2 separate regions of the Homo sapiens genome follow, and region 1 is linked to region 2. Evidence: chromatin loops called from intact Hi-C (ENCODE). Cell type or tissue: gastrocnemius medialis. All regions are shown on one strand. Each heading gives the region's core, and the rest is flanking DNA. Links, peaks and the distances in the headings are about the cores only. Region 1 has its middle 69 kb from the start of MARCO. Region 2 overlaps C2orf76 (chromosome 2 open reading frame 76).

Region 1 (9,218 bases), core at 4,051-6,550, 300 kb before region 2:
GTCATCCTTTAAGGCCCTTCCCAGCTCACCCCACCCCAACATTGGCCCCACTGAGCCCTCTGCACATGGCGGATGGGTCTTCTCAGGCCCTCCCATCAGCACCAGGCTTGGGAGGTCTAGGATAGTGAGTCTGTGGCTCCTCCAGAAGCCGACAGTGATGAAGTGAGGAGTGCAAGAGAAATATTGGGGGTAGCATCTGTGAAAGGGAAAACATGGAGGGAGCAGGATGAGCAGGAGAACCTCAGACTGTAATGCAGACATGCCCCCGACTTGGCCACATTGACAAGGAGACCCAGAGCAAGGATGGCCTCTCAGAGGGGTCCTCGGTGGGCAGGAGTTGCAGATCCTAGTGCCCTGCCCTGCCCTGCTTTGTCCCTGGCCGGGTGCTGCCCCAAATGCACAGCCTTGACTAAGGAGTGGAAGGGAGTCCTGAAGGTGCCGCCGAAAGGCTGGAGGCTCCCATGCTCTCTGTGGCCCGATGGCAGGTTCTCTCTAGAGGCCAGAGATTCAGAAGCACTAGAGAGATTCAGAGAATCCCTGGCTGCTAGGTGGTTTGCTGAAAAGAGAGTGGGAGTTGAGATCAGATTCGGATCCCAGCACTAATGACCAGCTGTGTGGCTTTGAGGATGCCACAAAGCCTCTCTGAATTTCTGTTTGTCATCTGTAAGGTGGGAATAATGATAATGAAAATACTGCCATCTGGAGTGACTGCTGTGCTCTTGGCACATACTGGGGACTGAATAACCGTAGCTTGATTAGAATAGCTTCTGATACCAAGCCTCATTCTTACCACGTCTCCACCCAGCATATCTTCCCTTCTTCCTTCCACTACTCCAGAATTCTCCACACTCTTTAAGTCCCAGGACAAATTGTGCCTCCTTTAGAAAATCTTTTTGATTGCTCTCACTTCAGATAAATATTTCGTTTCTCTTTATCCATATAGCCCACCCATGTAAAGAAGGAAAGTTCAGTGAGAATCTAAGACTTACTTACTATGTGGTTTGTAGCATGCTAGATGCTAGATGCATTGTATTTTTGCACTGAATACCCATGATCGTTTATATTCCTCTCAGCAACATTGAATGAAAAATTCCATTATTATCTCCATTTCACAAATGTAAAAACTGAGGCTGAGAGAAATAAAATGATTTTCCTTTGGTCTTTAAAACTCATCTTCTGGTCTTTCAGTTTTAAATACATTTTTGCTTGCACCACGCTAGATTCAAGAGGCATTCAGAAAACATGCATTGTTGCAAAATGAATCAGACAGTATATAGGAATCTTTATTATTAAAATTGTACACAAATAGCACTCACCTGATGGGGTTGTTGTAAGTCTGTGGGATTAGCCAGGTGATAAAGCCGACTTCAAGGAATTTGTTTAAACACTCTTCAGTTCCCCTTTGTGGCAGGGTAATCAGAAGTGAATAAGGCCAAGTCCTAGGAATATAAACCAAAAACTCACAAAAAGAGAGACTATAGGCTAGTAAACATATTTTTAAATGTTTATCCTCACTTATAATAAAAGAAATGCAAAAAAAAAGAGAACACTTATTTGCATGTTAAATTGGCAATTTAAAAAAAATCCTTGATGTTGATGAGACAGGAAGAAAACAGGCCCCAGTATCCACTGGAAATAGAAATAGAGATGGATTTTCAGTGAGGGAAAGGGGCAATATGGCAAGATGGAACCCAAGCTTTTTGAAACAAACAAAAAAAACTAATTGAAATGCCCACTGTATTGGTCAGCTATTGCTGTGTAACGAATCAAACTCAGATGGTAGGTTACAACAATTATTTATGCTCACCCACACATCTTTGGATCAGCTGGGGATTGGCTATCTAAGCTAGACTCCACTAAGCAGCTCTGCCTCAAGCCACAGGACCAGCTGGATTTGGCTCCTTGCTGTGGCTCAGGCTCAGGTCTGCTCCATCTGTCTTCTCTCTGGAGCTCTTCTGGTGAAAGTAGTGGATACAAAGGCAAGCAGGAAGACATTGATTTCTCCTAAGGCCTGGGCTCAGAAGTGGCACATTTCCCTGGTCAAAGCAAGTCACATGGTCAAGTCCAAAGTCAGAGCAGGGAAGTTCACTCCATCTAGAGTTGAAGGATGGTAAAACCACACGGAAAAGGGAGTGGACAGGAGGGGTACAGAACCAGGCTAATGAGACAATCTGCCAACCACAGAAGTACATGTGAGCTCCTCGGAGTATTGTGAAGAGCACTGTGGAGTCACACAAATGTGCCTTTAACTTATGTAAATTCTACTACCTGTGTTCAGAAACATGTAAAGAAAGCAGCCATTTAAGCAGTAGTCTAAAGTGCTATTTCATATGTATCTTCTTTATTATAGGCTACACATTATACCTTTACACATATACTTTAGTATACATGGTGTGTATATGAAACAAAGAACACTGTACTTTATGGATGACTTAAGAGGTTTTCCAAGGAATTTCACTTTATTTGACTATATGCGTGAGCTGAGATTTGCTTCTATTCTAGAGAAGAATTAGAAATAGCCAATGACTGACAGTAGAGGTTTGGTTAACTAAATGATAGTACGTTAAATGTAATTACAGACTCTTAACTATTATAAACCATATTACAGAGGATGCTTAGGAATATGGGGAAGTATTCGTGATATATTTAAGGAAAAAAGTTGTAAAACAATATGTACAGAAGGACTACAATGAAATAAGAACAGTTTCCTCCTTCTCCTTCACCGTCTCCACTCCAGATTCAATCCAGCACCAAAGACCTGTGAGTCTCCCTCGATGTTTCTTGGGTCTGTCCTCTTATCTCCCACCCCCAGCCACTCCACACCTACCCCTTCCATGCCCAAGCCACACCATTCGTGACCTAGAAGACTGCAATAGCCTCTGAACTGGTCTCTTTCCCTTCAATCATGCTCCCTTCTATCCATTAGACCAAAAGAGCCAGAAGGACCTCAGATCTAGTCACTTCCCTTGTTTAAAACACTTCCAAGACCACCTGCTGCCATTACAAGGAAGTCCCCACTCCCAGCCACAGTGGAAGAGGTCCTCGGTCATCTGGCCCTGATGACCTCTCAGCTTTCAGATCACCACTTTCCACCTACCCAGAATTTACTCTCCAGCCTGAGGTCAACCTTAGTGTAAGTACCCAGAGTGCCTGTGGTCATTCATCTCTCCCTCCACCCTTTTTGTCCTGAGGCTCAAACACCTGGATTCTGCTTACGTGATGGTACTCAGCGAGGTCTGGAACTGCTGTTTCTCTCTGCTCTGAGGCAGGGGCCATATCTACCTTGCTACAACCCCATTGTTGAGTGCGGTGCATGGCACACAGCGTGTGTATATATATTTAATAAATGAACTGTTTAAAAAATGTACACGCTGAGGGGAAAATTACAAAGAAATGGAGGAAAACACACCAAAATGTTTCTCTTTGGTAGAAGGATTATGATTGATTTTAATTTTATTTTTTATACTTTTCCATGGCTTGAGGGTTGTCTACCATGAGTGTAAGTTTATAAACAGAGAAAAATTGCCAGTTGAAGCCAACAATAAAAGTGCAATATGCATCATCGAAGAACCCAGAAACCTCCTCCTCCTGAGTTCAGGCTTTCGGTCTTGGTCGTCGTGGGTCTGCTGTGTGTCACTGGTGGGCGGGCCCATTCTAGGACAGGAGGTACAGTGTCCAGAGAACATGGATGCTGGGCGGGCTGAGAAGAGAAATGGGACTGAAGATTGGGGGAGAGAGAGATGGGGTGCAGGAGAGAACTTGATGTTTTAGAGCAAAATATAATACATCCTGTTTGTATGCTGATGGGAATGACCCAGTAGAGAGGGAGAAATCAATAATTCAAGAGAGAGGGCATAATTTCAGGAGCAGAGTTGTTATGAGGACGAGGGGGCAAAGGATCCTGAGCAATCGGTGGGAACAGGAATAGTTTTTCTAGTACAGCAGTAAGGAAGGCAAAGCTATGAATAAAGATGCAGTCACCAGTGGATCTGGTGGTGGGAAGATGAGGGATGAAGGAATTCTCATCTGAAAATTGCTTCTATTTTCTTAGAGGGCATGAGCCAAGGTCAGCAGCTGAGTGGATGGGGAGGAACAGGTGCTGGCGGGTTGTCAAGGGAAAAGGATCCAACTCTAGAGTGGGGAGGGTGTGCTGCCGCCTTTCCTGGAAGTGTTGGGGATCGTCAGGAGGCTATCGTTTGAGGGCTCACCCTGTGCCAGGCACACGCTTTCTCATGTAATCTGTAGAGCAACCTGCAAGGTAGATACTACAAGGACCATCTACGGATGAGGAGCTGTGTGTTCACAGTTACACAGCTGGTAGGAGGCCGAGGCAGGATTTGAACACAGGTGTGTGTAGAGCTGAGTGGTCCTCCACTCATCCTGCTGAAGACACCTGCGCAGCACCTTCACGTGCTTCCTCTCCTTCCTACCCAGCTGGGCACCAAGTCTTGCCGTGGCTAGCCTCCTGGTTAAGTCCCATTTCCTGAGAATGGCAAATTTGGGAGCTCTAATACATTGATGGCTACTGATAGTTTAATGTCCTAACCCAAGGGTTCTTCACTGCTTCATCCTGTGCCGCACCTCTGTTTTCCTTTGTACCGGTCACAACCGTGTCCCCAACCTCACTATCTCACGCTTGCATCTTCCCCACCGCAACTTAGCAGATATTGACACATGCCTACTCTCCATGAGGCACTGTGCTGAACACTGCTGATAGGAAGATCAGAGACCCAGTTCCTGCACCAAGGCTAGGATCCACAGAAAACCACGAGGAAATGTGATTTCAAAACAGTGATGAGTTAGGGTGGCCCAGGACGGTGAGGGCCAGCAGGGCCTCTGATGTGAACTCCTACCAGGCCCAGGGCCAGAGTGGGATTCCTTCCTGCACCCCGCTCCCGAACTCCATATAGTACAACCTTAATGAACACGGACAAAATTGCTTTGTCTCCTCAAAATAGCATTAAAGATAACACACGAAATTTGCAGGTCTGTTCAAATGCATGTTAAAACAGTATTTTCCTGGATTTTCTGATTGCAGTGCTTGGATCAGCTGATGAGAGCTTTTCTCCACATCTCCACACCTTTTGGCGGGGCTTGGGAAGAACGTAGCAGGTGCTCCATGGCACACAGAAGGTGCTTGGTACACACGGATGCTTGGCCCCCGAGGAACCTGGCAAACCCTGGGCGGATGACTGGCTGTTGCAAGTAGTGGCAGGGCTGGAAACTGAGGAACAGCCTGGGGAAGGGGGAGTTTCACGTCGCTGGGCTCCACAAACATGACCTGGGGCTGCTCCACCCCTCTGTCCCTTCTGAGTAGAAGGGGGGCTTAGTCCAGTGGCGGCCGCGCCGCAGGAGGTTGCTTTCTCTCTCCCGGCACGCGGGGTCGCTGCAGGCCGTGCTCAGCCCTCCAGGAGCCGGCCGGTGTCCGCGCTCGCGGGCGGCTCTGGGACCGGGAGAGGCTGCGGCTCCCCGCTAAGGCTCCTGCGGCCGGCGCCTCCTGGACCCACCCACCCACCTCGGAAGACAGACGCCTCTCTTCAGCTGTACCGGCCCCAGGCTCCGCCAAACTCCCTCCTCGCCCTCTCCTTCCGACCCCCTAGTAATAACAAATTCACTGTTGACCCTGGACAGATGGTGTTCAAAAAGCTACGTGCAGGGGGCCAGTACACTTAGGTCGCAGGGAAACTCCCACGTATTAAGCACCGACTGTGAACTGGTACACTGTGGGGTTCTTTATAGACATTAATTCCCCAGAACAATCCCACGATACGCTATACTGCCCATTTTAGTAAGAAGAAAACAAGCTCAGAGAGGTTAGGTTATTTGCCCAGGGCCACACAGCGAGAAGGTAAGCAACAGAACTGGTGGTCCAAACCCAAGGTTGACCCAGAAGGCCATGTCTTCCCCTATACCTGCCACCATCTTCCCATGCCAACCCCCACAGGGTAAAGAGTTTGGGCAGGAGGAGGTGGCTACTCCAGCAGGTTTGCTGGAGGGACTTCTGAAGAGCCTGGGGAGACTAGGAGTTCTGTAGTGGGAAAGCATCAAAGTAGTCAAGGGGCCTGAGTTCTAGTCCCTAGTCTGCCAAATAGTGGGTTATGACGTCAAGCCAAGTCTTTCTCCTCCAGGTCCTGTTTCCTCATTTGGACTAGGAAGAGTGGGACGGGGTCATTTAAACACCAGCACCATCTTCTACAGTTTGTGCATGGAAGACTCCTGGATCAGGGCTGGTTAGTGAGAAGAGAAGAGAGCCAGGAGGAGGCCTTCACGCAACTCATGTTGGGGCTGTGCCATCTGCGAAGTGAGGTTGCTGGATACCAGAGGCCCAGAGCCCCTGAAGAGTGGCCCCGGCCACAGGCCCACCTGGGTGGCAGGGCAGCACAGGCCCACACCAGTGGGCACTCACCCATGGACTCGGTGAGTGCCACCTACTGTCTCATGCCCTCTGGCATTTGATAGCCCCCCTTCCCTCTGCTGGAAGCTGCCTCTCTCCTCCAGCTCTTTTCCTGGGGAGTGTTTCTGGTTTAATTCTGTTTCAACAAACTTACCTGGGCGGCTCATTCTAAGTGCCAGGCCTGCAGCAGGTGCTGGGCATGTGACCTGGGCCAGCTGGACCCTCAAGGTGCTCAGCCCGGTGGGGGGACAGAACCATCAACAGACAACTAGATGATCTAATATGAGATGCAGGGACACAGAAGAGGATGGGAACCCGCCTGGGCTGGTGAAGGGCAGAGAGCCTTCCCCTGGGAGCCCCACCTGAATTGGAAAATGAGTACAAGACAACAAGGGGAGAAGCAGACACTGCAGGAGGAGGGAGCTGCATGAGCCAGGGTGGGGCTGGACATTCAGGGAACATGACCAGTGAGGAGGCCAGCCCAGCAGCGGAGCCACGACAGCATGGGGCAGGGACAGGCCAAGGGGCATGGGATGGGAGGGCCTGCAATGCACAGAACGGAGGGCAGGGTCCTAGCTGATTCCAGGTTCCCAGCTGGGGTGCTCAGGAGTGTCACCAAAACAGAGAATGCAGGAGACAGGCAGGTCAGAGAGAGATAGGCTTGGGTTTCCCTGTGGAACCTGAGAAGAGCTGTCCAACTGGCATGGGCAGCAGGGACCCTTTGGGGCTACCTGGGCCTGCTGAGGTGGCCCTCTCATGGCACCCCAAGTGTGGAAAGTTCTCAGAGACAATAAAGGCTACTCTGTGATGCTGATTGTGGCTCCTGCTGTCATTGATAAAAGAGGCTGAAATTAAAAATCAGCCTCCTCCCCAGGTGGGCTGCATTTACAGATGCTCCTAGCTCTGCACCCGGTGGCACTTTATCTCCTGGATGAGTGGACTTGACTCTTGGAGAAGCTGACAGTCCAAGGCCACATCCCCATGAGGCACGGAGACCAAGGTGTCACTGCTTATATCAGTATGCCCAGAGAGCCCTCTTCACTCCCATCCATAGAGGGTTAGCTTACAGAGCTGAGGCATATGGCAGACCAGAGGGAAAATTACCCTGTAAAGACTGCGGGCCTCTCAGGCCTTCCTGTAGCAGGAAACCACAGTGATGCACTTACTTAACAAAAGTGTATTGAGCAGCTTCTTTGGGCCAGGCACTGTGCCAGGTACTGGGGATCCAGGGATGAAAGTCCAGATCGAGGCCCCTCAGGACTTCACAGTCTAGTGGACATCAGGCAATTTCAGCAGGGCATGACACACACAGTCACAGGATGGTGACATAAATGCCTAGAGGAAGGGCATTTGAGAAGACTTGAAGAAGAAGAGGAAGCAGGGCACGCTGTGCTCCCCTATCATACTTTCTGGTGCGATCATATGAATTTTTTAATTGAGCATCTACTATCTACCAGGTTCCTGAGATGAAGCATCTCTAATCTGTGCCACCACTTAGAAGGCAATTTATAGTGGGAGAAACCACTCTCAGAAAGGATAACTGGCTTGTTCTAGCCCACACTGCTGGTGAGGAGAGGAAAAGAGGTTCAAATCCAGGGGTATCTGACTCCCAAGGCCCAAACTCTCCATCCTACAGTGCCGTGCACTCCAGCCCTCTGTAGGCTCCGCTCTACGGGAGCCGCTATAGTAAAGTAGAGAAATGGAAGAATACATAACCAAGGCTTGAGCGAAGGCCTAGAACAAAATGTAGAAAAATCAGAATGCCAGTGTGGGAGGATTATTAAACGGCATGACAGCCAGGCACGGTGGCTCACGCCTATAATCCCAGCACTTTGGGAGGCCAAGGCGGGTGGATCACCTGAGGTCAGGGGTTCCAGGCCAGTCTGGCCAACATGGTGAAACCCCATCTCTACTAAAAATACAAAAATTAGCCGGACATGGTGGCACACGCCTGTAATCCCAGCTACTTGGGAGGCTGAGGCAGCAGAATTGCTTGAACCCAGGAGGAGGAGGTTGCAGTAAGCTGAGATCACACCACTGCACTCCAGCCTGGGCAGCAGATGAGACTTAGTCTCCAAATAAATACATAAATACATAAATAAGGTCATGACTTTAGTTGAAGTCCTTCATTTAGAGACAATGGAGGCCTATGGTGGCAATAAGATTGGCCCCAGGACATAGCTGGTTGACTGCTGATCTGGATTAGAACTCAGGTCTCCTGGCTCCCAATTCAGGGCTTCATTCACTCAAGAAGCTGTGCCACTCTTGGAACACACACACACACACACACACACACACACACACACAGAGTTGCTCAAATCAGTGAATGATTCTGTCTTTGGGCAGCACAAATCTTTAATGTTTTGAGATCACAATGAAATGGAAATTACTCAGAACAAACTTCTGCTATGGGAGTGTCTTGGGCCAGATGAAGGGGGCTGGTGGTAGGGAACATCTCAGACACTTTGTAGGAGATCTTCCTGAGGGTGTCAGTGAACAAGACGCAGTGACAAAACGACTTCACAAAATAGAGAAACAATGTGGTCAGAGGGATTGATCAGAGAGACTCCCTGTCCTGGCCCCTGTTCGCTGAGCAATTCAATGACATTTGTCCTGTGTGGGCCAGTTACTCAATTGTTGTCTTAGTATGTAATTTTATTTAAAATATTTGATAAAATAGCAACATATTTAGCTGATTAAAAAGTTCAAACAGTTTTTAAATTTTTTTGTTTTGTTTTTCATTTTTTTAATTAATTTTTAATTTTATTTTAAGTTCCAGGGTACATGTGCAGGATGTACAGACATGTTACACAGGTAAACGTGT
Region 2 (9,218 bases), core at 2,275-4,774:
TTAAAGTAAGAGGACAAAAAGAGGGATTTGCTTCTCACCTTTACAGATGGTTCATTACATAAGTCAGTTTGAAATTAATCACAACAAGACCAACAACTCAATATTTTAGTAAAGTCAAAACTTGCCAACTGCCTTCTCCAGGACAGTTTCCAAACAAAGCAGTTGTTCCTGAGGGCCTTTTACACACATCACTCCGGATGCCTTCATTGTTTTACACAACCTTTATGACAACCTTCTAGAATAGGTTTCATTATTCTGTTTTTACAGAAAACAAAATAGAGTTTCAGAGAGGATAAGAGGCTTACAGAAAGCAAGCAAAGCACACAGCCTTCATTCTAACCGATTTTCCCCAACTTCATGGGTTTATACTTTTAAAAAAAATTCGTCCTTTAATTACAAGGAATACATGTAAACTGTAGAAAAATTTTTAAATCACCATAAAAGCAATTAGATAATACAGAAAAGAAAGAAGAATATCAATTACTGGCAATGCCAGCACCTCAAGAAACCATTTCTATAATTTTGGCGTATGATCTTTTCTCCATATACGCATAAACAATAATCTTACATGTATACTTTAAACATTTTAAAACAATAATGGGGTCGGGCACAGTGGCTCATGCCTGTAATCCCAGCACTTTGGGAGGCCAAGGCAGGTGGAAAACCGAGGTCAGGAGTTCGAGACCAGCCTGGCCAATATGGCAAAACCCGGTCTCTACTAAAAAATACAAAAATTAGCTGGGCATGGTGGTGCACACCCATAATCCCAGCTACTCAGGAGGCTGAGGCAGGAGACTTGCTTAAACCCAGGAGGTGGAGGCTGCAGTGAGCTGAGATTGTGCCACTGCACTCCAGCCTGGGCGACAGAGCAAGACTCTGGTCTCAAAACAAAAACAAAAACAAAAAAACCCAAACAATAATGGTATCACACAGTATGTTCTATTTCTATTCAATAAATCAAGCTCTACATCAGTGCTTCACATACAGGGAAGGTCAGGGCTAACCCCACCACCCTTCTGAAGACTTAGCACAACCTCACAGCTTGTCCCTGTTGGCTTAGAAACAAGTACCATTGAAATTCAAACTTGAGAAAGTCTTATTGGTCAAACCGACCCACAGAAAATTCAAGGTCATATTCATTCCCGACGGTGGTATAAGAGTATCCATTTTCCTACACCTTGAACTCCCTTGGACAATGCCACTTTTTCATGTCTGCTAATCTTATAACAATTGCTGCTGTCCAAGGTCACCCAGACAGTAAAAGACAGAATCAGGTTTTGGACCCAAGCACTCTGGCTCTGGACTCTGTTATTTTCATAGAGATGAGCATGCTAATTGTTGTGCAGGCTAATCTAGAGCTCCTGGCCTCAGGCGATCCACTAGCCTGGCATCCCAAACTGCTAGGATTACAAGCATGAGCCACTGCACCTGGCCCCAGACTAGAGTCTTAACACTAGACTCTACTACATAAAACAGTATCTATGTACTCATTTCTAATAAGTACTCATTCTCTCCTAATAAGGTGGAGCTATTTTTTATGTGTGAGTTATTTCTTCTATCAATAGAATTTTTCTTTTTCATAGTAATTACAAGGGCTCTTTATAAAGTCAGGCTAGTAACTTTTCTTTTTTTCTCTTTTTCTTTTTTTTTTTTTTTTTTTTTTTTTTGAGATAGAGTCTCACTCTGTTGCCCAGGCTGGAGTGCTGTGCTGGAGTGCAGTGGTATGATCTCAGCTCACTGCACCCTCTACCTTCCAGGTTCAAGCCGTTCTCGTGCCTTAGCCTCCCAAGTAGCTGGGATTACAGGCGTGTGCCACCACACCTGGCTAATTTTTGTATTTTTAGTGAAGATGGGATTTCACCATATTGGCCAAGCTGGTCTCGAATTCCTGACCTCAAGTGATCCTCCCCGCCTTAGCCTCCCAAAGTGCTGGGATTATAGGCATGAGCCACCATGCCCGACCCCAGGCTAATAACTTTTTATCTGTTGTATATGCTGCAGATATTTTTCAAAGTTTATTGTTTCTCCTTTAACTGTGTTTACAGTTTTTAGTTTATAGGTAGTCAAATTTATCACTTCTCCCCCTTTATGGCTTCTGTCTTTGAGCTCATGCTTGGAAAACTCTTCTCCTTCCCAAGATTATGAAATTATTGAACTACACTTTCTTTTTAAAAAATTTTTTTACATTATAACATTTAACCCATCTACAATTTATTTTGTAATAAAAACAGAGATGAGATACGAGTTTGAATTTTATTTTCCTGAATGCTTTGGCAATGGGCTTGACATAATTTTCTGGCTAAATCATTCTTTCCTCACTTATTTGAAATGTCAACTTTATCATCCTGTGAAATATTACCCTTTTTTTCATTTTTGGATTCTCCAGTGTTTTCCATGGAGCTGTCTGTCAACACCCCCATTAATATCAGTCTGTAATATTCATTATGCTTTATGCTTTAACAACAAGCAGGGCTACCTTATGGGTGCTACATGCCCCAATCACAAAGGTGCCACCTGCTACAATAATATAATAGCATTTAAAGAAACAAATGCCAAATTTAAAATCATTCTTCAAAATAACAACCTTACATATTCATAACATGGAAAGACAAGAATATTCTAGCAAATATTGTAGACATCAACACAGAAATCAAGTCTAAGATTTCACAACATGGTATTTAAGATCCTATTTAACTCAGAAGATCTATGTCAGGAATTCATGCTCATCACGTGAATCAATCAGAAGTAAATTCCTGATACAAGTGATTAAAGTAACTCAAAATAATACTTGTCAAAAAAAAAATTCAGGCTCCCAATGTGCACCTCACTAACCGTGTTCCTTAACAAGTGCATATAAATAATTATGAACAATGTGAGGCCGAGGCAGGCAGATCGCCTGAGGTTAGAAATTCGAGACCAGTCTGGCCAATATAGTGAAACCCTGTCTCTACTAAAAAAATACAAAAATTAGCCAAGCGTGCTGGTGCACACCTGTGGTCCCACCTACTCAGGAAGCTGAGGCAGGAGAATCGCTTGAACCCGGGAGATGGAGGTTGCAGTGAGCCGAGACTGCACCACTGCACTACAGCCTGGGCGACAGAGTGAGACTCTGTCTCAAAAAATAAATAAATTAATAAATAATTAAGAAGAAGCATGGCTTGTGACACTGCATCCGTCACCAACCGCAGAGGTGTGTGAGGGGCACACTGCCTTTAACCACTCAGACCTCCCTGACAATCTCCACTCCCTCTCCTGCCAGATCAGCTTTAGGTGTACATATACGTAGAATAACAGTGACATCTAATGGTCACAAAACATGTCACATAACATTTATTTAGAATAAAACCACATGCACATTCTAGGCTGGAAGGCCCAATCAGGTACTTTTCAGCTGCACACACCAGGTTCCTATTTTAAATTCCATGCCTTGGTGGGCCCTGAGTGATTCGGAAGACTATCAAAAACCACACTGCATGTGATACCAACAATGCGTTTCATTATTCCTCATTAGTTCTTACTATGTCCATTTCTCTCCAACCATCGGCTCAAGTGACAATGATAAGAGTAAGTAGACGTGGTACTTACAACCCGTCACTTAAAATGACCCTCAGGAGAATTCTGAGCATACCTTCTGAAAACAGCCATTTGCATTCTGCATATTTGGAGAGCAGACACCTACTGTCCTCAGCCAAGAGATCGGAATGCACATCATTCTCATCCTCCTCCTCTGAACAGTTACCGGGCAGTGTCAGGGGGACCAAGGACAGCATTTACTTTCCAGTGAGTTATCCAAATACCATCAGCCAGGCCTCAGGATAGGCCGGCAGAGGTCCCCCTCCAGCAACACAAGGCCCCCTTCCTCACCGATTCCAGCTGCTTTCAGAGTGCTGTCTTCTTTCAGCAGGAGTCTTTCGTCATCTTCCAAACTCAACACAAGTTCATTTGTCTAAAAAAAAAAAAGAAAATCTGCATTTTATCAGTACTTACATGGGTTTGTTTGGTGAGACTTCTCAAAGACACAGAGTTGTAACTCTGAGCACAGCAATAATCTAAGTAGATTCCACTGCCCTGGCCGTAATGAGGGCAGTGAACAGAGGCACAGTGAGGTCCTGCCGAGCTCACGCACCACATAAAGCAGTGGGGACAGTTCTGTGGCATGGGCGTGAAGTCAGATCAGGATGCAAATCCAGACTCCACCAGCACCCAGCTGTGTGTTCTCAACAAGCTACACAACCTCTCTAGGACTCGATTTCCTCATTGGTAGAAAAGGGGAGGAGAGGCCCCTTCCTCATCACCTGTGGTAAGGGTGACAGGATGGGGCATATAAACCCTCAGCAGTGCCGGCCGCAGGGTGAGCACTCTCTCTTAGCTGTCACTGTTCTTTTGCTGCATCATCATCATCATCTTCTGCCATCCTCACCTGGTCAGCGACAGAGCTGAGCTTCCAGCTCTGGCCAGTCCGACTTCTGAGAGAAGCAAGTATACTTCCTTTTTTCGTTTTGTTTTTCGAGACAGGGTCTCACTCTGTCACCTAGGCTGGAGTGCAGTGGCGTGATTATGGCTCACTACAACCTCAGTCTCCAAGGCTCAAGCAATCCTCCCATCTCCAGCCTCCTGAGTAGCTGGGACTGCATACATGTGCCGCCAAGCCTGGCTAATTTTTTTTATTTTTAGTAGAGACGGGGTCTCACTATCTTGCCCAGGCTCGTCTCAAACTCCTGAGGTCAAGTGATCCTCTGACCTTGGCCTCCCAAAATACTGGTATTACAGGCATGAGCCACCACACCTGGCCACAAGTATACTTCAAACGGCCAGAAGTCCACATATCTAAAAACCTTGCCCAAGCTAAAAAACATCTGGTTCCATGTCACATTAATTGGAATATTTCTCTATGTGATTTGGGGTGGGGGTAAATGAGAGTGCTCTCCAGTGATATTTACAAATCCAGTGAGACTCATAAATACAAGTGAAAATTTAAACTTGCTATTGACTGGGTGCGGTGGCTCATGCCTGTAATCCCAGCACTTTGGCAGGCCGAGGCAGGCAGATCACAAGGTCAGGAGATCGAGACCATCCTGGCTAACATGGTAAAACCCCGTCTCTATTAAAAATACAAAAAAATTAGCCGGGAGCGGTGGCAGGTGCCTGTAGTCCCAGCTACTCAGGAGGCTGAGGCAGGAGAATGGCATGAACCTGGGAGGCAGAGCTTACAGTGAGCTGATATTGCACTACTGCGCTCCAGCCTGGGCGACAGAGCAAGACTCCATTCAAAAAAAAAAAAAAAAAAGTTGCTATCTGCCCCTAAATAGCACAAAGAGATAACCACTAGTGGCACACAGCACTACTTGTCAACCAGAACACACCTGTTTAGCAACATATTCTATTTGTAGAATACAGCTGAGACAGAGAGTCAACAGAAAGGCCTCTCAGCAGCCAAATCAGAAGCCCAAGCCACGCAGGGTTTATGGACCTCATTCACTGCAGAGCACAGGGGCTTAAAACTCCAGAGCATACAGATTAAAAGAAAAAATACTTTACTCAAAAAATCATTTTAGAATAGGTAATACAGTCTGTAATCCCAGCACTTTGGGAGGCCAAGGCAAGAGGACTGTTTGAGCCCAGGAGTTTGAGACCAGCCTGAGCAAGATAGCAAGACCCGATCTCTACAAAAAAAAAAAGTTTTATTTAATTAGCTGGGTGTGGTGGCACACATCTATACTACTAGATACTCAGGAGGCTGAAGCAGGAGGATATCTTGATCCTGGGAGGTAGAGGTTGCAGTGAGCTGTGTTCATGCCACTGCACTCCAGCCTGAGCAACAGAGTGAGATTGTGTCTCAAAAAAACAAAAAACAAAGAATAAGTAATATCTACTCATTATACAAAGTTCTCCAAGCATATATGAATAGAAAGTGAAAAGTCAGTCTCCTTCCAATCCCCATCCACCAGCTATCTAGTTCTCCAGAGAGGACTGGGACCACTGAGAGGACCTGTTTCCCACACCCTCCCAACACAGTATATTAGCAAAGCCTTCTGATCCTTGCCAATCTGACAGGTGTGGATTAAGTATAGTCTTAATTTGTATTTTATTATGCTTAAAGTTCTGAATATTTTCTATTTTTTAATGGAATTGTAGGCTAATTTTTCCAATAGAATTGTAGAGTCTAGAGCATCTTCACATGCTAAGGAAATTCGGCCTTTTCTGTAAGTTAGAAAAATTTCCCCCACTTTTCATTTGTTCCTTGCTTTTCTCAGTGGTTTTTTTTTTTTTTTTTTTTTTTACATAGAAGGTGTTAAATGAATTTTCGTGGAATAAATAAGTTAGTGAATGAAGTAAAATGTATCAATCTCATATCGTTTCTCAGTTTTCTGTCATATTTAGAAAGCCCTTCTTCACGCCAAGATTTTTTAAATTCCCTGTTCTCTTCAAATATTTTTAAGAATTTCATTTTTTGAATTTTTCATCGTGGAGAATTTCAAATATACAATAGATACAGAATAGTGTAATAAACCCCCTGCCCTGTACCCAGGACCCAACTTGAACAAATTATCAAGTCATGTTCCATCTGTTTCATCTCTATCCTCATCTATGGGTTTAATTTTTTAATCCAAGGGGTATTTATTTTGGCATAAAGAAAAATACATGGATTCAACTTAGCTGTTTTTTAGATGTTTATGCAGTTATTCAAATACTATTTATTGAGTCCTCCATCTTTTCTTTACAAACTTGAAATGCCATATTTACTATACATTCAATTTCCATATTTGGAAATATTGGGGTCTATTTTGGAACTTTTAATTCTGTGCCCTTAAACTACCAGTTCATGTGACAGTGCCATACTGTTCTAATTACTATCGTTTTATAACATGTCTTATATGTTAGAGCTAATTACTCTCATTTCTCTTTTTCAAAATTCTCCTGATTATTCTTATTTTTTACATACTGATTTTAAAATCAGCTTATTTAGTTTACATATAAACACAAGTATTGTATTTTATTGGGGCAGCATTAAATATGTAAATTAAGAGAGAACTGATTTTACGCTGTTGTATCTTCCTATCCAAAATATCCTAAGCATTTCTATTTAAGTCTTATTTTGGAACTCTCATAGCAGGTTTTGTTTTGTTGTTAAGTTGAAGTACAGTTTCACACAATGAAACGCACAGATCTTGAGAGGAGTTCACTTTAATGGGTCTGAAAAATTAATCGCAGAGTTTAGATGCGTATTTTCAAGTGTGTGTGTGGTGAGGGGTGAGGAAGGACAGCAGCATTTTAAGTTTTCTTTTTAAAGACCTTGCACATTTCTTATAAAGTTTGTTCCAGGATATGACTTCCACACATAAAATGGAAATTAAAGTTTTTATTTCAATCTTAATAGAAATTATTCCGACTTTATAAACACACCACTGATTACCATCCATAATACACACACACATACACACACACACACACAGAGGAGGCTCGGGTGGGAAGGTATCCAGTCAGTCTTTTTATTGTGGGAATGGGAAGAAATTTCTGAGGATATGTAGTAACTGCAATTAGGAAAGTCTCTAAGCCCAGAAAATTAGGGAAATGGGGAAAATGCCTTTTATGAATGAGTTCATTAAGACAAAGGAATTATTTAGAAGTCTCTCCTTTCAGCTGACGAAGGAGATTAAAATTACAGCTGAGTTGGAACACTAACAGGCCAAGCCAGCAATGCCACAGGCCCCGCAGATGGGGAATAGAAAATGAAAGGACAACAATAACTTGGAAATGAGAAAAATGACTGTGAACTGGATAAGGCACAAATGAGGACATGTGGATGAAGTTTCTCTGAAGTTTTAAAACCGTATCTGTGAAAATATATTGAACTCTTCCCTTAGAAAAGTTGAAGCAGAAACTTGCAGAACCATCCCCAGGGCATCTTAACTAGCATTGTTATGATTTGGATCAAAGTTCATAAAGCCAGATTCCAGAAGCACTCTGAGTGACTTAATTGTTTTGGGAGTCCTCCCTTAAACAAATACATTGTTCAACTGGAAAAACAAGCCCTAATTTTATAACTAGAACCTGCCAGTGTGAAACATATGTCTTAAATATAAGTAACAATTCTAAGATTGTTTTGTCTTCCGATGACAGGATAATTTCCAGATTTTTTAAATGTTATAATACTGATAATTTGAACATGATGAACTATGTCTCCACTAAGATAAAGGAATAATTTACTACTTACTCCTTTTTGGCAACATGAGCATATGAAAAGCCAAATGATGTAGAACATGCAGCAATGAATGGAGAATGGGGACTTGCTTTGCTTTACAACCTTTTTGAAGAGCGTATTGTTTTATTTTAACTTTATTTTATATTTGTATTTGTATTTTAGATGTATATAATACACAAAAATATAGAACATTACCTATTCTCTACATTTTAGGAATGAGGTTGAAAACATTCCTGTCCCAGAGGAGAGAAATTGGACGAAGTCCAAATATGGTGGCCACACATTCTAGTACCAATCAAAAGGGCAGATTCCATACCACAGCCCCAGACACGTGTGAGCATGACATTTTGAGGCATTTCACAATGGATATTGTAAAACTGGCATATACAATCCTTGGTATAAAAAATAAAGTTACTAGAAGGAACCAAGCCTACTAAACCCTTGACTTTTGCTCAGTGAAACTGATTTTGGACTTCTGACCTCCAGAATTGTAGGAGAATAAATGTGTGTTGTTTTAAGCCACAAAAATATTTTTTAAATAACATAAATTTTAAAACACAGTTACTAATCAATGGTCAACAGACATAGCCTCATGCCATTTTCTTGTGATCTGTGATACGCATTTATCTGAAAGGTGATTGAGTGTATGGAGTGCATCTACGACTACAGAAGACAATGAAATAAAATGAATTAATAAATACTTCATTCAAAAATTGTTATGGAAAAACTCCTATGAGCCAGGCACTGTGCTAGGTATTGGGATATGACAAATAATATCTTATTCTTGAGTAGTTTATATAATACAGGAAGATTACTGCTTTAATGAGGACTCTATGGAAGGCCAGAGATTAAAGAAAAAAAGATCACTCTGCTCTGTCTGTATGATAAACAAATCTTTGACTGTGGCTTCATAAAAACGTTACTCTAAAAAAGTAAAAAAACAGAAATATAAACACACAACAAACCCATAAATAAACAGCTCTCTTTGGGAAAGGTAAGACAACTTCAGGATTGC

Evidence for each region. Hi-C counts contacts between places; a loop is a spot of excess contacts. Peaks named below come from ENCODE experiments on the same cell type or tissue, not always from the same donor. Only the 100,000 strongest peaks of a DNase experiment are listed, where the experiment ranks them.
Region 1: it touches region 2 in a loop (7-fold over the local background); 9 of 110 quality-filtered maps call a loop at or near these places.

The regions. Positions count from the first base shown.
Region 1 is chr2:119,006,230-119,015,447 of GRCh38, forward strand. No RefSeq gene overlaps it. Among named protein-coding and RNA genes, the nearest start is that of MARCO, 69 kb to the left of the region's middle. In gastrocnemius medialis, for the core only: a CTCF peak has its summit at 5,369; no DNase peak of the experiment used is centred there.
Region 2 is chr2:119,307,758-119,316,975 of GRCh38, forward strand. It overlaps C2orf76 (chromosome 2 open reading frame 76), which reads right to left. Exons shown (of 6, transcript NM_001322331.2): 5 at 3,865-3,946. Among named protein-coding and RNA genes, the nearest start is that of C2orf76, 54 kb to the right of the region's middle. RefSeq lists enhancers at 1-77, 5,515-5,614 and a silencer at 4,201-4,260. In gastrocnemius medialis, for the core only: a CTCF peak has its summit at 3,310 (motif pointing left); no DNase peak of the experiment used is centred there; H3K27ac peaks cover 996 bases.